2 separate regions of the Homo sapiens genome follow, and region 1 is linked to region 2. The links are chromatin contacts, found by Hi-C or POLR2A ChIA-PET in ENCODE. All regions are on one chromosome and are shown on one strand. The core of a region is the stretch at or near the end of the contact, and the rest is flanking DNA. Distances in the headings are between cores, read along the strand shown.

Region 1 (4,325 bases), core at 74-2,573, 610 kb before region 2:
ACCGAAAACTAATGTCTGCACAGATACCTGAGCACACATGTTTATAGCAGCCGTGTTTATCATTGCCAAAACTTGGAAGTAACCAAGATGTCCTTCAGCAGGTGAAGGGATAAATAAACTGATACATGCCGGCCGGGCATGGTGGCTCACGCCTGTAATCCCAGCCCTTTGGGAGGCCGAGGTGGGCAAATCACTTGAGGTCAGTTTGAGAGGCCAAGGCAGGCGAATCACTTGAGGTCAGGAGTTCAAGACCAGCCTGGCCAACACGGTGAAATCCCATCTCTACTGAAAATACAAAAATTAGCCAGGCGTGTTGATGGGCACCTGTAATCCCAGCTACTCAGGAGGCTGAGTCAGGAGAATAGCTTGAGCATGGAAGGTGGTGGTTGCAGTGAGCTGAGATCCCGCCACTGCACTCCAGCCTGGGCGACAGACTGGGACTGCATCAAAATAAATAAATAAATAAGGATATCTCCAGACAATGGAATATTATTCAGCACTAAAAACAACTGAGGTACCAAGCTATGAAGTGAAATGGAGGAAATGTAAATGCTTCCAATTATGTGGCATTATGGGAAGGACAAAACCATGATGACAGTAAAAAGATCAGTGGTTGCCTGGGATTGGAGGAAAGGACAGATGAACAGGAGGAGCATGGGAAATTTTAGGGCGGGCAAACTATTCTGTTAAAATGGTGGACGCATGTCATTACCTGCTCTCCACACCCATAGAATGTACAACACCAAGAATGAACCCTAATGCTAACACTGGGCTTTGGGTGATGATCATGTGCCCATGGGGGTTCATCAGTTGTCACAAATGGATAACCGATGGGGGATGTGAGTAGTTGGGGAGGCTGTGCATGTGCTTGGGCAGGGGGGACGTGGGAAACCTCTGTACTTTCCTCTCAAGTTTGCTGGAAACAAACACTTCTCTAAAAAAAAAACTGTTTTTTTTAAACTACCATCTTAAACAAAAAGAGGAGGCCCCAGGTAAAAGACCTCAACCCATAATTTTCCACTGAGAAGGGACTTTCTCACTGGTGGAAGGAGGACACACCGGGTCATTATTTGAGTAATCCAGGCAGGAGACCCTGCCTGGATTGAGTAATCCAGGCGTCTGCTTCACCCATGAGACCGCCTCAGGTGAAAATAGCTTTGCGGTTGTTTTTCTTCTTTTCACCCGATGGGTCTTTGGGGGTTTGTGGCATGCCCCACGGAACAATGAACTCTCAGTTCCCCTTTCTCATTCTCCCCAGGGAGCCGAGGTGCCCTGCCGGGAGAGGGGCCACCTGTACCAGGTGTGAGAGGAGTCGCACCTGGACCCAGGCCCTGCATCCTCGTCCTGCCTCTGCATCCAGCATCCCTGCAGGAAGCCCTGTCTGCAGAAGGGCTGAAAAGTAGCCTTGCTGTGAAAGTGCTTGTGTGTCCCTGAAGGGAGAAGCAAGTCACAGTCAGGGCACTGGTTCCTGTCATCCGGTGCAACACAAAGCAGGCCCCAGGACATGGGGTGCAGACGGGAGCACAGACAGGGTGGGTGCTACTGGGGTGCTCAGGCAGCTTGAGGAGGATGGAGATGGCAAACTTTCCTTCATCATTCCAGGGCCACATTTAGGGCCGGAGGACCAGCAGGTCCCCAAAGCCTACAATGCTTCTGGAGGCCAGTGGCGAGCAGTGTCCAGGGACCCCACAGCCACCACTGAGGCCCACCTGCTCATCCCTCAGCTGGGTGTCCACTGGCGGCCACACTTCAGGTCTCCGGGACGCGGAGTTTGGGCTTCTCTCCCGAGCGGAAGTTATCCAAGTGCCCTCGGCATCCCACGGATTTGCTTTGTCTCTGAGGGAAGAATTAAGGAGTGTTAGCATGATATCAGAAAACTGCTAATTATGGTGAAGAGCTAACACGGCAATCTGGGAACTTGTGGAGCTCTAGTTAGTGATGACAGAAGAGGAAAATATTTGACTGTTTTGTGCTGCACCCAGGTTCTCAGGAGGCGGCAAGAGACGAGAGTTGGCGCTGTGCCATGCTCGGAGCCCCTGGTCCTAGAGACGCTGCTTTCCCCGTGGGAGTTCGGAGCAGAGGCAGCAGCTGGGAAGCTCAGGATGGAGTGAGGAAGGAGAGCGACTTGGGGTGCTTGGGTTGCAGAGATCTAACGCCCCAAGAGAGACTAGCTGTGGCCTGTGCCCACCCCAAACTCACACACTGTTGTGCTCACACACGTGTACACACTCACACACATTTCAACACCCGCACGCCCAAGCTCACACACCACACTCACACGCCTTAGTCACACACACATACACACATTAACACACATACACACTCACATTTGCACATACACACACACACAGTTATGCACCACAGACACACACTCCCAAGTTCACACACCACTATCACACACATCTCTTCACACACACACACTCACCTACACACTCTCACACATGGAACACCGACACACTCTCCATTACGCACCTGCCCTCTCTCACACGCACGCACAAACACACACGTTTCAAGCCGAATTAGAGCTCTTTTTTTGGTCCCACAAAGAAAACGGTAACCTCAGCATCTTGGTCTCAACGAGAACTGGGTGCATGATCCCATCCAACCACAAGGGGGAAAATGAGGAAATGGGTCCTCCATGTCCTCAGACACTGGAGAACAGAAGTATACGCCAGCTCTAACGGGCACCACACATGAACAGGAGGGATTGAAACAGAAAAGGGGTTCCTCCTGATGCGTGGCATTGACAGAGCCCAGTTCTGCCTCATGCCAAGCACCATCTCGCCCCTTGATGATGGAAAATGGTTGCATGTCTTGTTTCCTGGCCCCCATCTCTGTCTTGGTACAGAGTAAAGACTTGAGCCTCCCTTCTAAAGACAGGAGTCCCGCTGAGCTGACCCACCAGCTGACAGATGAAGCCATGACATCTGCTGACCAAGTTCCCCAAGACCCCTTGAGACTCAATTTCTGAAGAGGGTCTGCTGGGAATATCCTGTCTCCATGCTCTGCCCCGCTGTTGGGACACCCTCAGCCTCTGTGGAGCCTCTTGGTCTGACAGCGGGGCTGGATGACTGGCCACCTCTTGACTGTGCCAGCACCTCTACTGCCATGTTCTGCCTGGGGGACTGGAGTTCCTTCTAGCCCTGGCAGAGGGGACTACCCCTAGGATCTGTCCCACCCCATAGCTGGAGTCCTCCCAGTCTACGGGGGTCAGCCCATATGACCAGCAGACTCCTAAAACATGAAGGCCTTTTATTTAGAGAGCTCAGTGAAGGATACGACCAGAGAAATGAGCATCAAGGCTGAGATGAGGGAGCCACACTGGGATACAGCCTAAATTAGTTTTGACCCCCCTGCAAATCCTGCCTTGTCCCTTCTCTCAGTTAACTGAAAACCCAATAGCAGTTAAGTTCAATTCAGAAGCTGAACACCAAGCCAGGCATTGTATAAACGCCTGGGACCAGCAGTGAGTAAAAGACTAAAAAACATGGCCTTTGCCCTGTGGGATTTGTCTATGGGGAAGATGGATATTAAGCAAGTGTGAAAGTATGAAAAACCTCTGTGTGTGTGGGTGGGTGTATTAGAGCTCTATAGAAGCACATACAAAATGGAGAAATTATCCTAGTCTAGTGGCTTAGGAAAGAGCCTCCTAGGAAAATGGCATTTAATATGAAACTCAAAGTACGTAACAGTGCTTGGCCAGAGAAACAAGGTGTGTGGCTTAAACATGGTCACAAGATTAAAGACACACATTAAAGGTCACACATTCTTTGCTCCTCCATTCTCTGAAAGAGTCAAATTCCTAGTCCTCATCCCCTGGATTCTGGGCTGGCCCTAGCCTTTGCCTGTAGAATGAGGTAAAAGTGACTTTCTGGGTTTTCTGAGGCTGAGTCATGAGAAGCCTTGAGCTTCTGCCCAGACCTTTCAGAAAACATGCCCGGGGAAACCAGAGGCTGCGTAAGGAGTACAGCTATCCGAGACCACCATGCTGTGAGGAAGCCCAAGTTAGCCTCGTGGAAAGGCAGCATGGAGAGAGGAATACCCAACTGGTCCCCTGCTGTTCCTGCCACCCCAGTAGAGCCCAGGCAAATGAGTAAGGAAGGCTTTGATAGTTCCAACCCCAGCCACCCTCTGACTATAACTGCGGGAGAAACCCTGAGTGGGAACCACCTATATAAGCCCAGTCAACCAACAGAATTGTGAGAAATAATAGTAAGTTATGCTTTAAACCACTGAGTTTTAGAATAATTTGTTCTACCGCTATAGACAACTGAACCAGCTCCTCAGGACCAGCTGCAGTACCTCACCCTCGGGCATAGGACAGA
Region 2 (4,765 bases), core at 1,158-3,657:
GGTGGCACACCCTTGTAATCACAGCTACTCGAGAGGCTGAGGCAGGAGAATCACTTGAACCCAGGAAACAGAGGTTGCAGTGAGCCGAGATTGCACTCCATTGCACTCCAACCTGGGTGAGAGTGAGATTCTGTCTCAAAAAAAAAAAAAAATTAATTAAAAAAATAAATACATAAAAAAGTCACCCTGGGTCATATCCTGACACCTTTCCAGCTAATCTCCAAAGAATTGGTCTCATTTTATAATTTCAAAGTAAATAATACTTATTATTTCAAAAGCAAACAGTAATGTTCAATAACGTGGGGGAGCCCTGGCAGAGAACTGTCGGGGGCAGTGTGAAGAGAGATAAGTGCCAACTGAGTCTCCATGCAGTCCTCTCCTCTCTAACAGGCCCAGCAAGTACCATCTATAGTCACAAAAGTGGAGCCCCTTGGCCTCACTGCTCCAACAGAGAGGCCACAGAGGTGTCCCTCACAGCCCTTTGGTGGCTGTTAGCTCAATCCACTGCATTAACGTGAACAAACGCAGGCTGTCGGGTCTAAAAATCAGCTTTTAAAAGCCCCCCTAGTACTAATTTCCACAATAAAACAGAATGGCTCCAGAGAAGCCATTGAGTTCTATCAGGTACATAACACACATTTTAAAAGGTCCCAAATATGTATTTTACACAATAGAAGAAGAGAGCAGGCTGAGGATACAGTCTTTTGAGTAAATAAATAACGAGTTGTATAAAGCCACTAATTGCCCTTTAAGATGGTTTAGTGGCCAGGGATTCCTGAGGACTAATACAGACTCGCTGCCTGATGTCTGGTAAGGAGGCCACAGCCCAAGGCTCCTCCGGGTGAAATTCAGTTTTAACCCATTCAAGTCAATGTTCACAATTCCCACGAGCCTGCAGAAACACATGGGGTGACTTGATCTGGGGCACAGTTAGAAGAGTTTTGATCTCTTTCAGAAAGAATGATAGTGGTCTAGGCTGCACAACAACATACATGTACTTAATGCCACCTAACTGGACACCCTTGGCCAATTTGATGTTATGTGTATGTTTCCAGAATTAAAAACAGGAAAAACAGGCGGTGGGGGGTAAGAGCAAACATCCTGCAGATGCCAGTTTCCCAGGTTCTTCCAGATGCCCCCTTTCTCATAGGCCTGGGCTGGGAATCCCATGTTCTCTTTCCTGGGTTTGAGGTGCTGGAGTTTTAGCCTGGACATGCGTCCTTTCCTTCTCTGCTAGTGGAGAAGACTTCCTGCAAGTTACTTAGATCCTCTGTGGGCGGGGGGACAGCTGGGCACAGCCCCACCCACCACCCCTCCCCTGCTCCTTAGCCAGGTGTCTGTGACCACAGACGAGAAAAACTAACCCGCACCACCAGAGTCCCCCACCCCCACCACCGGAGTCCCCCAGCCTCGCTGCAGTCTGCGAACACAGGAAAGGGCCAAAGGGAACCAGACTGTCCCTAGAGGCAGTGAAAAGACAACTGGTTCTGGCCAGTGGCTCATGCCTGTAATCCCAGCACTTTGGGAGGTCGAGGTGGGCATATCACCTGAGGTCAGGAGTTTGAGACCAGCCTGGCCAACATGGTAAAACTTCATCTCTACTAAAAATACAAAAATTAGTCGGGTGTGGTGGTGTGCACCTGCAGGAGGCTGAGGTAGTTGAATTACTTGAACCTGGAAGACGGAGGTTGCAGTGAGCCAAGAGCATGCCACTGCACTACAGCCTAGGCAACAGAGCAAGACTCCATCTCAAAAAAAAAAAAATACTGGTTCTGGCCCGTTGTCATCCCACTTTGTGCTACCTCTCTTCTGAACTCATCCTCAGACTAAGTATATTAAGTTACCAGGGGTAAAATATTGAAATCACTAAGCTATAAATTATTTTTACTTGAGTCTTTGTCACTATGTCACACTCCTTTTGAATGCCAATGTAGCTGTCCCTTCTAGACCAAGGACAACATAACACTGTGTATCTAATGCATAATGGTTCATTTAACTTATATTTAAATTTACATCCAAAAAAATTTTAAGTATCCAATACGCATGACGTCTCATAGTTGGAATTAAGAGAGAGAAGACTTAATTAGCATAGTTTTCAGTGTTTGTCACTGCTGTCTACCCTACTTCTTTTTTTAAAATATCTATTTCTGAAGTAGAAGTACACCTGTTCCTTCTTGAATGTACTTAGATTAAATTAAGCACTTGCTGTCTGCATGGAATGTGTTGGTTGGTGATTGGTTAATTGGTGGTCGGTTCTGTTAGAATGTTTACACTGATGCCATGTGAAGGTACACCTGGTAGTCCCCCCTTTTTAATTTTGCATATGTCGTCCCCATTCTCATTGAGCCAGATCTGACCTCAAAAGCAATCCAAACGCAACAAATGATATATGTGACAGGGAGAAAAAAAGATTCAAAAAAGATGCATTTCAGTGCCCGTATGTGTTTCTGAACACAGGTGCCACTGTCTTCATCACTCATGCCTGTGCCTGCAGTGGGCGGAGGCCGTGCCGCAAAAGCATCTGTGATGAGTGGGTGGTTTTAAAGCCAATAGATAGACTGAGGTGTTTTGCTTTGTTTTGCTTTGTTTAAAACCAAACTACTTAACTACTTTTCATGGGAGTTAAAGTCATGATATCAAATCTGTTTTGTTTTGTTCTGTTTTTCATCTCCTTTTAGTAAAGAAAACTGGCCAAAGCCCATGGAGTCTGTTCTCTCTGGCTTTAAGAGCCCTTCAGGCCAGCACCCTCTACCCACTCCCGTCCTCTCCATTTCCCCCCTTTTCCCACCCCTGGAACAGTCCCACCCTGACCATTCCACTCTCCAGCCTGGGACTCCCAGAGCCAGCTGGAGCACACCACCCTGCAGCTGCTCACTCTGGGCACAGGGCCTGCCCTCACCTCCGCTCACAGGCTGCCGCCCCGTGACCTGCTCCCAGAGGTAGCCCCGGGCCAGCCTTGGCTGCACTGGGCTGGCTGGCCTTTGATGACTGCATTTTGGAGCCTGATAAGCTCCCCCGTGGCTTTGGAAAGGTTAATGTGCTCCCTGTTCACTGGGGCGGCCTGACCTTCTGACTCCGTCCAACTCCCTTTCCTGTGCTGGCTCCCGGCTGTGGCTGGCTGGCCCACTGCCACGTCGTGTCCTCTTGCTGGCCCTCAGAATGCAGCATCTGCCTCTGCCCTCGCCAGGCAGCATCAGACTCCAGCCATCTGCATGCCTGTTATTTGGGGACAGCCATTCGATCCGCCAAATTCTGAACAGACTTCCTCTATGTAATTGTCCGTGGCCTTGGGTTTGAATTGTCACACTGCCTTCTACCCATTGCCGCTCTCATCCCGAGAGGCAGTATTTACTCAGTGTGACAGTGCTCATTAATTTCAGGTCGGTTCCATTAAAATGTTGAAGTGAACCAACTGCTTGTGAAGGGTGAGTCCATGGCCCCTTTTTCTATTTCACAGACAAAGTAAGCCTGCTCACTGGCCCCAATCCAGCCGACTGGACAGGGCCTCGATGAAGCCCAGCCCAGGCCAAGAGTCTGAAGCCCTGGCAGCTCCCCACATGGCCTCCCTGTGGCCCTGTTCACCCTGTTCCCAGCCAGTGAGTCAGGGAGCCACATTAGGCCACAGTTCCTCATCTTACTTTGGAGACAGAAACCCCTATTCAGCCTGGCTAATGCTGGTGCTAAGAAGCCAAGAAAAATAACCATGGACCCAATGCAAGCACAGCAAATTAAGGTGTAGTCATCTGAGGGACTACGTGAAGGAGGTCCAGGTTCTCTTTGAATCATGGCCCCAGCCACTAAACTATTTAATGGAATTACAGAAGGACTGTGGTCATGGCCTTCGCTGTTGTTGGAAGGTTCCCACCAAGCCAGATGATAACCTGCCCCTCTCTGGCAAAGGCATGTGGTCCTGGCAGATGTGGGGGGCGTATGTGACCTCGTAGTCTCTCAGGGTTGCATGCTTGCTGCCCCAGGCCCTGTGCTGGGGACTTGCTGCCATCATCCCATTTCATCCCCAGACAGCCCAGGGGACAAATGTCAGTATCCTTATTTTACATGTGGGGAAACTGAAGCCTAGAGAGATGGAGCCACTTGCCCAAGGTTAATGAACACAGTAGGGGGTAGAGCCAGGTTTAGGGGTGGCATTGTGGCCTTCAGCAGGGAGGGCCTGGCAGATGGAGCTAGATGCCTGAGAGATCCCTCTTCCATCAACCTGAGTGCCCTTGAAATAGAACAAAATTGGCCAGATGTGGTAGCTCACACCTGTAATCCCTGTACTTTGGAAGGCCAAGGTGGGAGGATCGCTTGAGTCTAGGAGTTTGAGACCAGCCTGGGTGCCATGGCAAGACCTCATCTCTGCAGAAACACACACACACACACAAATTAGCATGGTGGCACACACCTGTAGTCTCAGCTACTTGGGAGGCTGAAGTGGAAAGATTGCTTGAGCCCAGGAGGCAGAGGTTACAGTGATCCATGATTGTGCTACTGCACTCCAGCCTGAGTGATGCAGCAAGACCCTGTGTCATATACATATATGATATGTGTATATGTATGATATGTATATATGATATATATCATATACATAGATGTGATACGTATATATATCATATACATAGATATGTGTATATATCATATACATAGAGATGTGTATATATCATATATAGAGATATGTGTATATATCATATACCTAGAGATATGTGTATATATCATATACCTAGAGATATGTGTATATATCATATACATAGAGATATGTGTATATATC

Evidence for each region. Hi-C counts contacts between places; a loop is a spot of excess contacts on that map. ChIA-PET counts read pairs that join two places held with the same protein, here RNA polymerase II (POLR2A). Pooled maps may share reads with other maps.
Region 1: a loop to region 2 is called in a map of OCI-LY7, with 10 times the contacts of the local background. The contact joins two enhancer-like sites. A Hi-C loop is called at or near these places in 3 of 168 maps with a recorded cell type or tissue (IMR-90, OCI-LY7 and Ramos) and 3 of 50 pooled maps. POLR2A ChIA-PET finds 5 or more read pairs at or near these places in 1 of 52 experiments (activated T-cell).

The regions. Positions count from the first base shown.
Region 1 is chr2:100,244,623-100,248,947 of GRCh38, reverse strand. It overlaps LINC01104 (long intergenic non-protein coding RNA 1104), which reads right to left. Exons shown (of 3, transcript NR_103730.1): 2 at 1,710-1,836. Among named protein-coding and RNA genes, the nearest start is that of LINC01104, 39 kb to the right of the region's middle. RefSeq lists enhancers at 1-37, 909-1,018. Within about 2 kb of position 1,323, at least 2 of the 41 ENCODE cell types and tissues checked have a DNase peak (open chromatin) inside an H3K27ac peak, as active enhancers do; they include OCI-LY7, where a contact is called at or near this core.
Region 2 is chr2:99,635,078-99,639,842 of GRCh38, reverse strand. The region is part of intron 13 of AFF3 (ALF transcription elongation factor 3); the gene reads left to right. Among named protein-coding and RNA genes, the nearest start is that of REV1, 150 kb to the right of the region's middle. Within about 2 kb of position 2,407, at least 15 of the 41 ENCODE cell types and tissues checked have a DNase peak (open chromatin) inside an H3K27ac peak, as active enhancers do; they include OCI-LY7, where a contact is called at or near this core.